Linked DNA regions of Homo sapiens: region 1 is linked to region 2. A link is a loop called in an ENCODE intact Hi-C map of the cell type or tissue named here. Cell type or tissue: IMR-90. All regions are shown on one strand. Links, peaks and the distances in the headings refer to the core of each region. The heading gives the core; the rest is flanking DNA. Region 1 overlaps CCBE1 (collagen and calcium binding EGF domains 1). Region 2 has its middle 76 kb from the start of PMAIP1.

What was found. Peaks named below come from ENCODE experiments on the same cell type or tissue, not always from the same donor. Only the 100,000 strongest peaks of a DNase experiment are listed, where the experiment ranks them.
Region 1: a loop joins it to region 2, with 7 times the contacts of the local background. A loop is called at or near these places in 2 of 110 quality-filtered maps.

Annotation. Positions count from the first base shown.
Region 1 is chr18:59,513,220-59,518,598 of GRCh38, forward strand. The region is part of intron 2 of CCBE1 (collagen and calcium binding EGF domains 1); the gene reads right to left. Among named protein-coding and RNA genes, the nearest start is that of LMAN1, 160 kb to the left of the region's middle. In IMR-90, for the core only: no CTCF peak of the experiment used is centred there; DNase peaks (open chromatin) are centred at 1,242 and 3,302; H3K27ac peaks cover 2,578 bases.
Region 2 is chr18:59,821,355-59,826,733 of GRCh38, forward strand. It overlaps the pseudogene RPLP0P12. Among named protein-coding and RNA genes, the nearest start is that of PMAIP1, 76 kb to the right of the region's middle. In IMR-90, for the core only: a CTCF peak has its summit at 2,462; a DNase peak (open chromatin) is centred at 2,447.

The DNA of each region.
Region 1 (5,379 bases), core at 263-5,262, 310 kb before region 2:
ATCGCTTGAACCGGGGAAGCAGAGATTGTAGTGAGCGGAGATTGTGCCACTGCACTCTAACCTGGGTGACAGAGAGACTGTCTCAAAAAAACAAAACAAAACAAAAAAATTCAAGAAAGGGCACAGGTGCAGGTGTTGGGAAGAATTAGCGGGAAAGTAATCCAGGCCCCAAAGGAGGGACAAGTCCAGGTACTGAGGTGTCTCTCTTGTCTGGCTGTCCAGGAAAGGACGCTTTTCAACTGTATACTTCCTTTGTGGCAATTTCTCAGGCTGCTCAGGCCTAACTTCAGTGTGGAACTTCCGACACCACAGTCAGGTAAGTCTGGAGGCAGGTGGCAGGACAGGTGGCCAGCTCCTAGTTCCATCAAGGAAGACAGGGGTGATCTGCTGGGTGGGAACTTTTGGTGGCAGAGATAGCCCATGAATCTCGAGGTGACAGAGAAGATAGCTTCTGGCTATCCTGAAAATTAGCAATGGCTACACTTTAGAGAAAACGGGGACGGGCCTGGCAATGGTAACATTAGAGGGCTTATCTCAAGTAGTGCTTTGTACCTCATATTAGAGACATGGAAATGGGGGCTCAGTGCTGGAGTTCAGACTCATGTCTGACTGGCTCCAAGCCTGTGCTCCTTCTGTTATGCCCGGCTGTCTCCCAGGAAGCAGGGGGAGAGAAGACCCCCTATGCCACACTTGGGCCATCACGGGCTAGCTACTGGAGGAACAGGGGACTTGCACAGCTCTGCTGATATGCAGTTCAGCCTGCAGGGACCCCAGTAGCCACAACGAGAACAGCAGTATCATCACCATCTTGCATGGGGCCGTGGCTTTACTATCCTTTCCAATGAACCCTCATATACACCACACCATATGCCTATCGCAAATTTGTAAAGTCAGTTCATAAGCCCTTCAAGGGAGGGACCAATTCTGCATCTTTTACATAGCAACATTTAGATTACAAAGCCTCATCCCAAACAGTTACGGATCCCATATTACCGATACGAAAATTGAGGCTCAAAGATGCTGGACCTGAATCTTTTACCGTATCCAATACACTGATGCTAAATCAGTGGCGTTTAATAAGTGCTGACTGCCATGCCTGGACTCTTGGTAGCGCCCCTGACACGGCTCCTCCATCCGCACGTGGCCCTCCCAGTGAGTCATTTTGAGAGCGGCTGTCACTCTGCTTTAATCTGGCACTTTGTTTTCCTGCAGTTCAGCCTTCCATGCAGCCAACACCAGCAATCTCACAAGCTAGTCTGACTTGGAAAGCCACCCTGACATTTTCGGCTGGCCCAGACTCCGAGGTTGGAGCCCTGTGCGTGTGAGGGTAGCTGCTGGCGGGGTGTTTGTTTTCTATGGAATACAGACTTCCTTTGGGGAATTTAGGCATGCTCTCCTGTTTTTTTTTTTTTCTTTCCTTTCCTTGAAAAAAAAAAAAAAAAGGAGGCTACAATTCTAATCTAAGCGGCATCTGCTGACTTTAAAGAGCAAACACTTCATCCTTGCCCCAGAGTACCCTTTGCCACGACACAGAATGCCTTTCCAATCACTAAAACATCAAGGAGAAGTCATCAGTTTCAGCAGACACATTTTAAGTTTTTTTTTGGCCACAATTCCTTAGGTTTTTCAGTGGTCATCAATAAACCTCTATAATTCCGATTTCTGAGTTTCCTGATCCTAGCTCACTTTACGCCTAGAATTACAATAACCCAAGGGGCCAGGTTCCGACACACATGGTTTTACTTTTATGTTTGCAAAGCTGAGAAGCAGGAAGCTCTGATGTTTATTTTACTTTTTAAATTTATGCATGTTTAGCTATCTCCAAAGATGATATAAGGATATGTAAAGTAATACATAAAACACAAGGGAACAGAAGTAAGAAGTGCAGAGGTGCAACAACAAGAAGGGTAGGAAGAAAGAGGAGAACTAGAATGAGGCCCAGAGTAGAAAATGTACACGGTTGCAACCTACACGTTCTTTGCGCTGAGCCACACATCTGTCTGTAAAGTTTGCTAGCTGGCATTGTAGCTACACAAATAACAGTCATGTTTTATTTGAAGAGCAATTGTTCAGGCATAAACACAATGAGTCTTAAAAATAGCATCTATTTATTAAATGCCTACTATGTGCCAGGCATGTACTAAGCACTGTCTCTACACCCAGGAGGGGGGCCACTTCTCCTAAGCATGGCCTTCAGCTGCAATGTGTCCATAAATGGTATCATTTCCAAATCTGGGTTGAGATTCTCCTCTGCTCATGTCTTCTCAGAGTTACTATGTTCCAAGTTTCTGAGACCTGAAACGCACGATATTTTGAGTCTATCTTTGAGCAGCAGTTCACCTGGATTGTCACAAGTCCAAAGTAATCCTTAAGTTTGATGAAAATTAATTAAATAGTAAGAAAAATTATTTTGGGGCAATAAACACTACCTTAAAAGCTCTGCTGGCTCTATGTTGCTCCCCTCTAACTCTCATAAAGTCATCTTTAGAGATAGGCAGGGGAGGAGGCAGCAGAGGAGACAGGCTGAGGTGTCAGGCTACCTTGGTTCATTTCCTGCCTCTGCCACTTTCCAGCTATGACTTCAAGAAGTTAATCTCCCCGAACCTCAGTTTTCTTATCTGCAAAATGGGCATAGTAAGAGGATCTACTTTACAGGTTTGAGGAGAGGACAAAAGGGGTAATCCAAGTAAAGCTGAAGAACTGTGCTTGCCCTATTTTGATGCTCAAGCAACATTTGTGCTTTTACTTTTATTTTTTTGAGATGGAGTCTCACTCTGTCGCCAGGCTGGAGTGCAGTGGTGCGATCTCTGCTCACTGAAACCTCCGCCTCCTGGGTTCAAGCGATTCTTTTGCTCCAGCCTCCTGAATAACTGGGATTGCATGCATGTCCCACCACGCCCAGCTAACTTTTGTATTTTTAGTAGAGATGGGGTCTTGCCATGTTGGCCAGTCTGGTCTCAAACTCCTGACCTCAAGTGATCCACCCGCCTCAGCCTCCCAAAGTGCTGGGATTACAGTTTGTTTTTTTTTTTCTTATCAACTCTGGAGAGCAAAGTTGTCCTTATACATAGATACCATGATGCCAAGGAAAGGGGACAAGGACACAGACTTTCCTCTTCAAAAAGACCTCTACTTTTTCTTCCTTGCTAGGAATGCAAGTATCTGCAACTTTTCATTAAGGCTGGGGGATAAGAAAGAGCCAGTGAAAATGAGAAGGGCCAGCAAATATGTCAAGTGGCCGATAGTAGCTGCCAGTGTTTGTTGTTGCAACAGGACCTCGTGGATGGACGTGAGTCATTAACATTCCACTGATAGGGGCAAAACAATCTGTGCTGAAAAGGAAAGTCCAGGGGGTCACTGCAGTTTATCTTTGTTTACCTCCTGTTATGACTCATCTTCAGGGTCTGTTTCTCTTCTTAGGAGATGATTTGGCTCATTACCACGGACCTTCCTGGCTTGCTAACTAAGTTTCTATTTAATTGGTTTTTACAACATGACCTAGTTCCTGAGACTTCAGACTCTTGGAAGGCAGAATGTGGCAGGAGTGTAAGATCACCTGCACAGCGGCCAGAACATCACAGCAAACACACAACACACAGGTGAGTGTCTGCAAGCTGTCCACACCACTCTCTGCCAGGATAGATAGAGCCTTTGTCCAAATTCAACTTTCCACTCAGCTCTTCCTTGGAAAACACCGGGTAACCTTTCTTATCACTATCTCCAGTTCAGGTTATCTTAAAATAAACCAAATACTGATTAAGCTCCCCAGGGCCAGCCAGATCACTTGTATATCACTTCTTCTTCCTTGCAGTTTCCCTTAAACCACACAATATAGAAGCATGGAAGCTAAGAGTGCACACTTCTTAGTGTGGCACAGCAGGTGGGACAGGTCATTGGAGGTGGAATTCTGGTACTACACAAGTTATTTTTGACTTCTGTGCTTCTATTTTCTCATTTTTGAAAAATGGGTGTAGACAACATTGCTAAAGCCCTTTTGAGAAAAAGAAGCTAAGAACAGGGCATCAAACTGGCTTTTATTGATTCACCCATGAACAAGTTGTGCCTTTACACTGTTGTTATTTGTAAGGAATCCTGGGTATTTGGCATTCCTGGAATATTCTATTTAGCTACCTTGGGGTCCAAGTTCCCTTTAACTGGGGGAGAAGAACTTTTCACCTGTTTCTATGCATGCTCACAAGGATAAGCCTCCATGATGGCAATTTTGGCTCTGTTTCAGATAAAAATTCATTTAGTAACATATAAAGGATATCAAGTCATGAAGGCACTACATAAATGTAAGTACAGCTTAAGCCAGAGCTCACTGACTCTCCATCTCATTTTCATCTGCCAGCATCATTGGACCCGAAGTCATATGGAAGCCACATTTTAAGCCTAAGGGTGTCTAAATTGATTTGACAAAGCCATCAGTCAGTTCTATCCCTTTCTTCCTAGACTCATTTATAAGCACCACTTAAAACCAGATGCCACTAGCAGTGAGGACACAAAGCAGCAAGTTTTCAGAGCACCGAGTTTCTCCACTGGCCATTAGCAGTTAGGCTGGAAGGGGGTTCAGAGCCACAACTACTGAAAGTCTCACTCCTTGAGTTTGGAAGAGATAATGAACATTTTCCTGAACATTCAACAAACATGGTCAAGGGGGCTGGGGATTCCCAAGATCAAAAGAGGGATCTGTCACAAGATCATTATGTCCAGAATTGTTGGGCACAGGGGTGTGCTGTCTCCTATGTCACTGTCCGTGGTTCTGAACCCAGCTGGGCAATTCTCTGGGAAGTTGGGGGCGGAGGAAACTTGCACCCATTCCTAGGCCCTTGGTGAGTGTCCTGAGAAAGAAGGAGATGATACATTGTGGACTGGGGCATAAAACAGTGTTAATCAACACTTTGTTTCCACCCCCATAGCAGGCACAGTATTCAGTCAGTTTTTACACACATTTTGATGTTAAAGTAATGATTAAGAGAACAAAGCTGGCTGGGCACAGTGGCTCACTCCTGTAATCCCAACACTCTGGGAGGCCGAGGCTGGCAGATCACTTGAAGTTAGGAGTTCAAGACCAGCCTGGCCAACCTGGTGAAACCCCATCTCTACTAAAATTACAAAAATTAGCCGGGTGTGACGACGCACGTGCCTGTAATTCTAGCTACTTGGGAGGCTGTGGCCGAAGGATCACTTGAACTTGGGAGGCAGAGGTTGCAGTGAGCCAAGAACAAGCCATTCATAAAATAACTATAAACAGAATTCTAAATCAATTGTTTGTTAATGGATCTTCTCTTGTCATCATATTCACTGCTGTCTTCAGCTATAACTCATGTTGGCTGTATGTTAAACTTGGCTATTTTCTAATCAGTGGGCAGATCAGGA
Region 2 (5,379 bases), core at 308-5,307:
AGAGAGAACAATAAAGCAAATGTAACAAAATGTTAATACCTGGTGAATCTAGATGAAGGGTATATGTGTGTTCAACTTTTCTGTCGATTTGAAATTTTTCCTTCCAGCTCTTAGGGAAATGGGGAAAAGAAATTTAAAATTTTAAATAAAAAAATTTTAAAAACAAAAATTTCCAAATAAAAGTTAGATTTTAAAAAAGCGCCCTATCTGTGGCAAGTTGCTGAAAGTACCTTGAATGCAAGACAGTGAATAGGAGACCAGGGTCATATGAATCCCAAGTTTTCTTTTTTGGAAGCAGTGATTGCTACATTGTTTTCCATTCCCAAAATTTTCCTAAATCTCAGCATAACAAATAGTTCTGCAGGATTTCCAAAAATGCCTAACTGTTTCCATATTTGGGACAATTTTTTCCTGGGTACCAAAACAAAAAAATAAATTTTCCCTGCCCTTCTGAGAGAGAATGAGGATATTAGCTTTCCGTGGCTTAGTGGGGATTTTCCCACAAGAAGTAAAAGGATGCCCTGATTTCTAGTCTCCCCAGTATAAACTCAGAACATGGCTCATCACAGAGAGTATTGCCAGTTGTGTGACTGGAGGGCTAGCAGTGCAATAGAGGAAAATGCAGCTTACCCTTCTAAAAGTTCTTTCCTTAGAACTCTAAACTCACTGAAATGCTGAGCCCAGTTTAAAGTCATGCAATTTAAGAGGGTGTGAAAAACTTGGACAAGGCTCTAAACTCACGAAAACAACTTCAGGATTAAAGGCTTGGAGAACAAGCTTTCTGAGGAAGGTCAGAGAGAATGAATGGGCTGTTTTGCTAGGAGATGAGCAACTATGTGGCAATTTAATGCTGGTTCTTCAGATGTACCAAGAGAATGGCAACCAGATGCTCCCTGCTGCCACGAGAACAGGAAAAGCAGAAACTGGTTTGCCTTAATGAAGGAATTCATTTCTGGGAAGGTTGTTAAAAAGAAGTTGGGCATCATCAGAGGGACCATTCTAGAGAACTAGACCCACTCTCAAAATGCTCCAAAACTTGATTGCAAATAAGTTGCTTTTTGTTTTGCTTTGTTTCGTTTTTTCATTCTGTTTTGTTTTGAGACAGGGTCTTGCTCTATCCCCCAGGCTGGAGTGCAGTGGAGCAATTACAGCTCACGGCAGCCTCAAACTCTTGGGCTCAAGTCATCCTCCCACCTCAGCCTCCCAAGTAGCTGGGACTACCACCATGTGCCACTAAGCCTGGCTTCAAATAAGTTTAAAAAATTAAAGCAATTTGTGTTATGAAAATGTTAATTAACCCAGAAAATTCCTAGTCTAAATGCCAGCTTAATCAGTAGATCCTTCTTTCATCTATCCATTTTTTTTTCTTCTTCTTTTTGTAACCTGCCTACCAGAGAAATGGGATGCCAAGGTCTTCCTTCGGGGATACAAATATTTCTTCATCACACAAATCTCTTGATCACAATGACGTGGCAGAAAGCTTGTTCTGAAGCATTGCTGTAAATTATATGAAAGCATTATTTAATGTGTTTGGCCTTATGGCTTCATCTTCCTAATTATGTTTATTTTGATAAGCATGCTAATCAGTCTGGGGTAAGAGGGTGAAGGTGGAAATTAGGATTATAGTTAAAATATGCCTGGGGCAGGAGAGCCTCTTGTGAGTAAACATCTAATCGTAATTCACATGAATTGCACATGAAGCCCATCAAGAGTTGGCACCACCTCAGATCTGAAATTGGCTCATTCTTCCTTCATCATCTTACTTTCTACCCTATCTCAGAAAAGTTATCGCTTTCCTTTTTCCAAGGGAGCATCTCTGTCCCTAACATGGCAGAAAGAAAGAAAATGTGACTGAAAAACTGATAAAAGGACTGAGGCTGGATGAGATTTTTGTCACAGAAGAGTTTTAAATGGAGTGATCCTATGGTCAAAGTGATGCGATTTTCTGTGAACAGCTGGACAAAGTGATACAAATGTGTTCCTAGCAGAAAAGCAGATTTAGATCCTCCCAAGAGCTCAGCAATGATGTATGGTGCCAATTACTGTTGTTTGCTTTTTGTTTTGGTTCATCTGTTTTTCTCTCGCTCACCCATACCCAATTCTGTCATTTACGCCAGGCTATTGTTTATGACAGTCACAGCTTTCCAAAGAACCCCCAATCCCTGCTAGTCCCCTTTCCAGCAAAACTGGAAACTCACAGGGCTTGCCCAGTTTTCCTTGCAGTTTCATGTCATGTATGTTTGGGAGCTGAGTCCCTCCTGAGGATGAGAAGAAAACAATTCTCTATGTAGTTATGTACTCTGGTATCGGCATTTATTTGGGGTTTGGGAAAGCCTCTAAAGCAATGAAGAAGGAAATCAGAAAAATCCCAGGCGTTGCATTTTGGTGGCCTTTGATCAGCTGGGAGATGGCTCAGGGCCTGCTGTCTTCTCTTTCTATTGAGCTCACAGCGCCATCTCTTGTCCTCCCAGGTAATTACAGGTGGCAATAGCTCTTGGAGCACTAAAGGATATTTCACTGGGCTCTAGAATCTTCGCACTCAGCATCAGGAGCTAGGCTATGAGAGCTATTGTCACCTGTAAACAGTATCTTTTTTTCTCTCACCAGGTGTCCTCGCAGGAGTGACATCGTCTTTAAATCCTATGTGGCAATCCCTGACGCACCGTCGTGATGCCCACGGAAGACAGGGTGACCTGGAAGTCCAACTACTTCCTTAAGATCATCCAGCTTTTGGATGGTTATCCGAAATGTTTCATGGTGGGAGCAGACAATCTGGGCTCCAAGCAGATGCAGCAGATCCTCAAGTCCCTCCGAGGGAAGGCCATGGTGCTGATGGGCAAGAAACCATGATGCTCAAGGCCATCCAAGGGCACCTGGAAAACAGCCGAGCTCTGGAGAAACTGTTGCCTCGTATCCAGGGAAATGTGGGCTTTGTGTTCACCAAGGAGGACCTCACTGAGATCAGGGACATGCTGGTAGCCAGTAAGGTGCCAGGAGCCACCTGTGCTGGTGCCATTGCCCCATGTGATGTCACTGTGCCAGGCCATCCTTGAGAAGACCTCCTTTTTTATTTTTTTGAGATGGAGTTTCCCTGTTGTTGCCCAGGCTGGAGTGCAATGGCACGATCTTGGCTTACCACAACCTCTGTCTCCCAGGTTCAAGCGATTCTCCTGCCTCAGCCTCCTGAGTAGCTGGGATTACAGGCATGTGCCACCACACCTGGATAATTTTTTTTTTTTTTTTTTGTATTTTTAGTAGAGATGGGGTTTCTCCATGTTGGTCAGGTTGGTCTCGAACTTATGACCTCAGGTGATCTGCCCGTCTCGGCATCCCAAAGTGCTGGGATTACAGGCTGAGAAGACCTCCTTTTTCCAGGCTTTAGGCATCATCACTAAAACCTTTGGGCACCACTGAAATCCTGAGTGATGTGCAGCTGATCAAGACTGGAGTCAAAGTGGGAGCCAGCGAAGCCACACTGCTGAACATGCGGAACATCTCTCCCTTCTCCTTTGGGCTGGTCATCCAGCAGGTGTTTGACAATGGCAGCATCTACAATACTGAAGTGCTTGACATCACAGAGGAAATTCTGAATCCTCACTTCCTGGAGGGTGTCCGCAACATTGCCAATGTCTGTCTGCAGATTGGTTATCCAGCTGTTGCCTCCGTACCCCATTCTACCATCAGTGGGTACAAATGAGTCCTGGCTTTGTCTGTGGAGACTGATTACACCTTCCCACTTGCTGGAAAGTTCAAGGTGTTCTTGGTTGATCCATATGCCTTTGCGGCTGCTACCCCTGTGGCCACTGCCACCACAGCTGCTCCTTCTGCTGCTGCAGCCTCAGCTAAGATTGAAGCCAAGGAAGAGTTAGAGGAATTGGATGAGGATACAGGATTTGGTCTCTTTGACTAATCACCAAAAAGCAACTAAATCAGCCAGCTTTATTTGCAAAACAAGAAAATAAAGGCTTACTTCTTTAAAAAAAAAAGTATATTTAAAAAAAAAAATATATATATATATATATAGCCAATTCGTGAAATAATTATATTTCATTTTAATGAAAAAAATTGGGGGGATGTTGTTCCACTTTATCTATTTTTTATTTTACTTTTTATTTTAGACTCAAGGGCACATATGTAGGTTTGTCACATGGGCCTATTGCATGATGCTGAGGTTTGGGGTATGATTGATCCCGGCACCCAGGTAGTGAGCATAGTACCCAATAGGTAGTTTTTCAGTCCTTACCTCTGTATGTCCCTCCCCATCTAGTAGTCCCTCTGGTAGATGTCTATTGTTCCCGCCTTTATGTCCATGTGTACCCAACGTTTCTGTTTGTTTGTTTGTTTGTTTGTTTGTTTTTGAGACAGTCTCGCTCTGTCACCCAGACTGGAGTGCAGTGGAGCAATCTCGGCTCACTGCAACCTCTGCCTCCTGGGTTCAAGCGATTCTCCTGCCTCAGCCTCCTGAGTAGCTGGGATTACAGGTGCCTGCCACCACATCCGGCCGATTTTTGTATTTTTAGTAGAGACGGAGTTTCACCATATTGGTCAGGCTGGTCTTGAACTCCTGACCTGGTGATCCACCCACCTCGGCCTCCCAAAGTGCTGGGATTACAGGTATGAGCCACCGCGCCCGGCCTCATGTGTACCCAGTGTTTAGCTACCACTTATAAATGAGAATATTTGGTATTTTTCTGTTTCTGTGTTAATTCACTTAGGATAATGGCCTCTAGCTGCAACCATGTTGCTGCAAAGGACATGATTTCATACTTTTCATGGTTTTGTAGTACTCCTTGGTGTATATGTACCATTTTCTTTATCCCGTTCACCATTGATGGGCACCTAGATTGATTCCATGTCTTTGCTACTGTGAGTAGTACTGTGATGAACATACAAGGGCAGGGGTCTTTGTGGTAGAATGATTTGTTTTCCTTTGGATATATAGCCAGTAATGGAATTACTGCTGGGTTGAATGGTTGTTCTAAGTTCTTTGAGATATCTCCAAACTGCTTTCCACACTGGCTGATTTAATTTTCATTCCCACCAACTGTGTATAAGCCTCCCCTTTTCTCTGCAGCCTTGCCAACATCTGTTTGCTTTTTTTTTTTTGTTTTTGTTTTAGTTTTTACTTTTTAACCTATTTATGCTGGAGATTGCTCTTTTTTTTTTTTAAACTAGACGTTGGGCAATGACCTTGAGCTGTAGGATATAAACAACTTCCACAAGCTTAGCGTTCCAATAATGGAACACTAGGCATAAATGGCCTAATAATAGCCATTCTGACTGCCATGAGACAGTATCTCACTGTGGTTTTGATTTGCATTTCTCTGATGAATAGTGATGTTGAGCATTTTTTCATGTTTGTTGGCCGCTTGTATGTCT